2 separate regions of the Homo sapiens genome follow, and region 2 is linked to region 1. A link is a contact called in ENCODE Hi-C or POLR2A ChIA-PET data. All regions are on one chromosome and are shown on one strand. The core of a region is the stretch at or near the end of the contact, and the rest is flanking DNA. Distances in the headings are between cores, read along the strand shown. Region 1 holds the start of SLC25A26 (solute carrier family 25 member 26). Region 2 overlaps SLC25A26 (solute carrier family 25 member 26).

The links. Hi-C counts contacts between places; a loop is a spot of excess contacts on that map. ChIA-PET counts read pairs that join two places held with the same protein, here RNA polymerase II (POLR2A). Pooled maps may share reads with other maps.
Region 2: a pooled map shows a loop between it and region 1 (2.2-fold over the local background). The contact joins the enhancer-like site here to the promoter of SLC25A26 in region 1. A Hi-C loop is called at or near these places in 2 of 50 pooled maps. POLR2A ChIA-PET finds 5 or more read pairs at or near these places in 2 of 52 experiments (OCI-LY7 and common myeloid progenitor, CD34-positive).

What each region holds. Positions count from the first base shown.
Region 1 is chr3:66,219,450-66,222,370 of GRCh38, forward strand. SLC25A26 (solute carrier family 25 member 26) reads left to right here and starts at 1,552. Exons shown (of 10, transcript NM_001379210.1): 1 at 1,552-1,678. The coding sequence starts at 1,646. RefSeq lists enhancers at 1,165-1,324, 1,495-1,554, 1,676-2,175.
Region 2 is chr3:66,352,140-66,355,060 of GRCh38, forward strand. All of the region lies in intron 6 of SLC25A26 (solute carrier family 25 member 26), which reads left to right. Among named protein-coding and RNA genes, the nearest start is that of SLC25A26, 130 kb to the left of the region's middle. Within about 2 kb of position 1,537, at least 3 of the 41 ENCODE cell types and tissues checked have a DNase peak (open chromatin) inside an H3K27ac peak, as active enhancers do.

The DNA of each region.
Region 1 (2,921 bases), core at 302-2,801:
TAGGCCTGACCAAAGCACATGAGACTTTGAAAGACATTAATAGCAGCAACAGAGATTCTTCTGCTGGCATTGACAAAGTGAACTAGCATGTTTTGAGAGGGCCTACAGGCAGCTTAGGGAAAGGTATTCTGGGTAGAGAGAACAACATGGGCAAAATTAGGAGGCTTGGAAGTGTATAGTCTGTCTGTGTGTAGTCCGGCTAGTGGGAAGAGTGACAGGAGACACCAGCTGAGAGGTGTATACCATGCTAGGGAGCTGGACTGTCTCCATTGGCAGCAGAGGGGAGTTGTAAGCAGGGAAATAACATTACCATCACCTTTAGAGAGTACTTTCTATGAGCCAGGAACTAGGCTAAGAACTTGAGTGCATTATCTCATTTAATCTATTAATATAATAGTACCGCATGACAAAGTGACTATCATTATCGCCACTTTACAGGGGAGAAAACTTAATCTTGGAAAACTTATCCCCAAACCCAGCAGGTGATAGAATTTGAATTCCATCTAACACCTAAAGCTATTCTGCGTATCATTTCTAGATCATTTTACCTAGAAGAGAATAAGAATAATTATAAGAATAATTCTAGCAGTGTTATAGAATAGGGATTGAAGAAAGGCCAGGCAAGGAGCCTGCTCAGGTTATTATAACGGTTTTGAGGAAAGATGATGAGGGCATTAAGTATATTTTCAGTGCTTGCTCTGCTGTGTTCTCTGTAGCCACATTGAGTCGGTTACTTGTTGGAGCATCAGGAGCCTCTGTAAAATGAGGACACTAGTGTTGCTGACATCATAGGGTTGGTGAAAGGATTAAATGAAAAAATGTCTGTCAATCACTTAGCACCACGTCTGAGATGTAGTTGGCCCTTAATATATACAGAAGTTTACAAGGTATTTGTTTGTTTAATAAAGACAGGTCCACTCCAAGAAATGTTATTAAGTACTTAATAACGTGTGCTTTGAGGTGTACACATGAGTACAACAGCGAACAACATGAGCAGGTAAATAACTGAACAAACAAATAATTTTAAATGCAGTAACTCTGTAAAGAGAAATGGAGGATGCTAATTTTTAACTCCGGTCAGGAAACTTCTGATGTATTTTTCTATATCTTTATTTAATAATCTTCTGATAATGAGTTAATTTAATATAAACTCAGATAAAATTTTTTGACAAAACTAAGAGATAAACCAAAATGAAATATCCGATTAGGATCCCGAATCGCGCCTCCCGAGGTTAGTACTACCCCTCACGACTCCTCCCTCCGCCACAGCCACGCCTCTTCTGGGTTTACAGTTCAGAATCACGCCGGCCTCATTCTACCGCTGCTCTCTCCTGGATCTCGGCCACGGATCTTTTGCTCGCGAAAGTTCCTCCGTCTAGCTGCACACAACGCTGCTGCAGGAAACCGAGGTAAGGGATTTGCCGAGACTTAGCTCCACCACACTCCCCGAGGCCCCGCCCCTCCTCTCTGGCCCTCCCCTAGGCCCAGGTGTCTCGCGTTGCACGTGCAGTTGTTGTGGTTCTACGTCACGTGGTCCCGGAAGTTCAAGACAGACCCGCCTCAAACATGGCGGCGCCCAGCGCGCGAGGACGTGATCCGCTTCTGCTCCGGCTTGGATTGTAGCCTTGACGAGGTCTGAGCGACCATGGACCGGCCGGGGTTCGTGGCAGCGCTGGTGGTGAGTGCGGGGCGGTGGGGTGGGTTGCTCAGAGTGCCGGCGTCCGGCATTGGAGCCCGCGGGCGTTCTCTGCACTGGTTTTCTTCCGGTTTTGCGGGCTGGACTGTCCTCGGGTTACTGGCAGCCAGGTCTGAGAGGGAGCACGAGGCTCCCAGGCCACCGGCGGGCCAGGTGTTAAGGCTATGTCTGTACTGCCAGGTCATAAGAGCCAGGTGGGGGAAGGAAGGTGAGTCATTGTCTTTTGCACCCTCATTTACTTAAAAAAGAGCTTCTATTATACACTGTTAACTACTCTTTCATTAAATAGTGTAACTACTCTAGAGATCTTGGGAATTAAAGAAATGTATGTAACACAACAACAAAAACCTTACTCACATCGCTCCCAGCCCTTCTATTCAATACTACGTTTCTCATTTTGCTGCATCTCTTTTCAGTCTTAGAAAATGACATGTCCTTCTGTTCATTCAATACATAATCTGCTATTTCTGCTCCAAGCCTAGGCTTTGGAGAAATATTGGTGAGCACACATAGCTCATCGGGAACGCTGCGGAGTCAATAAACAGGCTTAGTATTTAATTCCGTAGCAGAAAACTACGAGAATCAACATGAATTAACAGAAAAAAAAGTCCTTTACCAAATATTTTGGAGCGTCTGGTAGAGGATACTAGATACAGCAGTTAACAAAACAGAGTTTGGCTGCCTACGTTTTCATTGTGTGGAATGGGCAGAGACAGACAAATAATTTTTAAAATGATTTTCATAGGGAAAATGGAGGCCCACAGTGATTTAGTCACTTAATTATCGAATTTTGGTGTTGCAGGTGTTGAGGATAACATGGTGAACAAGATAGACCTGCTCCTAAGGGTCAGGTGTTAGAGACAAAATAGTAAAATGACTGTTGGGATAAATAACAGGTGGGCTAGGTTCAGGGTGTTAGGGGAATATATGGAAGTAGGGATGTCTTAGCCAGACTTGTAGGATGATAGCTTTAAATCTAGATTTGTTGAAACTTGTATAAGGTAGGTCTTAGAAATATAAAGAAATAATGTTACTGATTTTTTTTTTTTTTTTTGAGAAGGAGTCTCACTCTTCGCCCAGGCTGGAGTGTGGTGGCGCCATCTCGGCTCACTGCAGGCTCCACCTCTCGGGTTCACGCCATTCTCCTGCCTCAGCCTCCCGAGTAGCTGGGACTGCAGGTGCCCGCCACTACGCCCAGCTAATTTTTTGGGTTTTTAGTGGAGAC
Region 2 (2,921 bases), core at 287-2,786, 130 kb after region 1:
GTGGGAGGCTGAGGTGGGAGACTTACTTGAGCTCACAACCTGGGCGACAGAGTGAGACCCTGTCTCTTAAAAAAATAAGAAAAAGAAATTAGACCATACTATTCCTTGCTAAAACCTGTCAGTGGCATCTCGTTAAAAGAAAAATAAACCCAGAGCTTAAGCTCTGGCTGGCAAGGCACTCTGTAATCTGGCCTCTGTCTGCCTCAGCCTTATCCCGTGCCACTCACCCGCTGTGCCCGGCCACGTTGCGCTGACTGTGCTGCTGCCTAGCGCCTCCCCTCGTTTTTTGTTTTTTGTTTTTTGTTTTTTTTTTTGAGATGTACCAAGGCCTTTACATTTGTAGATCTCCCTGCTAGAAATATTCTTTCTTCCTTCATTCTATATACATCATTTTTTATGTGTGATAATTTTTTTAATTTTGATTTTTTTCATATTTTTGAAAATTGACAAATAATATCTGTATATTTAAGGTGTGCAGCATGATGTTTTGAAATATATAAATAGTGTATATGTCATTACCGAGTGTCTATTACGTGCCAGGCATTTTCCAGGGTCTGGGGATACAGTGATGAAGAGGACTGACACAACTGACCCCATGGAGCATTCATTCCAGCTCTTTCCCTAGGCCTCTCTCCATCCCCCTTCCCCATACCTCTCTCATGTCTCCTCTTTCCCCATTACTCAGGCCTTAGATCACATGTCACCTCAGAGAGACGTTCCCGGTCTACCCCTCTCCAAAGTAGGACTTTCCCCTCCTCCCTCCTCTGTAATCATAACACCTATTTATTTCCGTACTGGTATTTTAATAAATTAGTTTATTTAGTTATGCACTTACATCATTGGAATAATTATTTACGACATCAGTGGTGTGATGAGCAGACACTGTGTGCCAGGCTCTGGGTTAAGCACGATGCATTTGTTACTGTCTTCTTCACACCACAGACAACCCAGAGAGGTGGGCCTTGTTGTTATCCCCACCTTAAAACCAGGGAAGCAGGGCTCAATAAGGTTGTCTTTCACCTAGTTGCCTGAGCACCTTTTACTGTGTGCTGCGTAGCAGACAGGTGACTCAGGTTACCAGGTGATTTTTTAGTGATGATAACAACCATAATAAAAGCAAGAACAGCCAACATTTTTCAAAGCTACAGTGTGCCAGGCACTGTAGTAACACTTCCCACACATCTCCTGTTCATCTTCATGACAGTCCTGTGAAGTAGGTGCTGGCCTGGTCTTTGTTCTGTAGATGTGAAAATGGAAGGAGAGTTTGAACGCCTTGCCCAAGGCCATGGGAGTACTAAGGAGTACAGCCAGGATTTGAACTCAGGTTCAGATCTAACTCCAGACTTGATATTCTTAATCACGTTACATGTAATTATGCACACCGCACATGATGTGTTTCATAACGTTTTTGTATTGTCGTATACTCAAAAGTTGATAAAAAGTTGAGGTCATATTTAGTCAGCTCATTGAAGGCATTTCTGTAAATTGCATTGATTCCTTAATGATGACATGTAGCTTAGGAAAGCCTGGCCAGCATATTTCTTAGACCACCTCTCCCCAGTATCCGTTGAATCTGCTGAGCTTGGGCAAGGATTAAACTGTGCTCACTTGAGTCAGTTCTCAGAGACCAACCCTGGAGAGCACAGATAAGTTCACAGTTAATGAGTTCAGCCAGAACCGAATTTTCCACGTGCTTGTGTTTAACTCCCCACAGGACGGTGCTTACTGGAGGAAGAAACTATGTCTTCTGTTTATTCTTTATGGTTCTGTCTTTTACACAGCAGGTGTTTATGTAACTATTTGCTAATTGTTTGAAGGTTAGCATTCTTTTTCAAGTTGAATGCAAAGTTGGATAACTGTATCTACGTTAACTGTTTTATTTGTACATTCTTTTAAAGGTATGTTCACAGCTATAAAGAGTTTTCCCTTTTTAACCATACAGATCTTTTCTTATCAAGCTTTAAGTCAAAAGTAAGCATATTATGAAAGGATATGATAAAATTTCCTGTGAGAATGCATTTTTTTTTTTTTCTATTTTCTTAGTGTGAGACATCAGTTTATATTGCAGTGTGGAGAACTGTTAAGAATACTGTCAGGTCCGAGTGGTTTTGCTTACAGCTACAGGGTGTTACAAAGCAATAGCTAGATGAGATGTAATCTTTAAGCTAAGCAGTATTTAAAGCAAAATGAAAATAAAATCAGTTTGGTTTTGTAAGACAGCAACATTATGCTAATACTTTTCTAAGATGAAATCATAGCTTTGTCATAGAAATCAGGGACCAATGCATTATCACTTCACTTATATCAATAGTTCAATGTATATAATAATTACTTAGATCTCTCTTTTATGTTTTATAAGTATTTTAAACGTGCAGTACTACATAAAAGCTATGTTTTCAAGTTCAAGAATAAATAGCATTTTTTCTTGTTGATTCTTGTTTTAATAGTAGTTAAAATGTCTACCACCACCCTACCCACAACAAATTTCTCTGATACTTTTAGTAATATAAACAAGAATTAGAAGAGGCTCAGTGCTCAGGGTCTGCAGTTATACCATTTCATGAGACTGGGAGAATCTGGTGTCGGGGAGGAACCCAGTGGGAGGGGATTGAATTATGGGGGCAGATCTTTCCAGCACTGTTCTCATGACAGTGAATGAGTCTCACAAGATCTGATAGCTTTAAAAAACAAGAGTTTGCCTGCACAAGGTCTCTCTCTGCCTGCCGCCATCCACATAAAATGTGACTTGCTCCTCCTTGCCTTCTGCCATAATTGTGAGGCCTCCCCAGCCATATGAAACTGTAAGTCCAATTAAACCTCTTTCTTTTGTACATTGCCCAGTCTTGAGTATGTCTTCATCAGCGATGTGAAAATGGACTAATACAACTAATAAGAACCACAGATAGAAAGCTCATAGAACC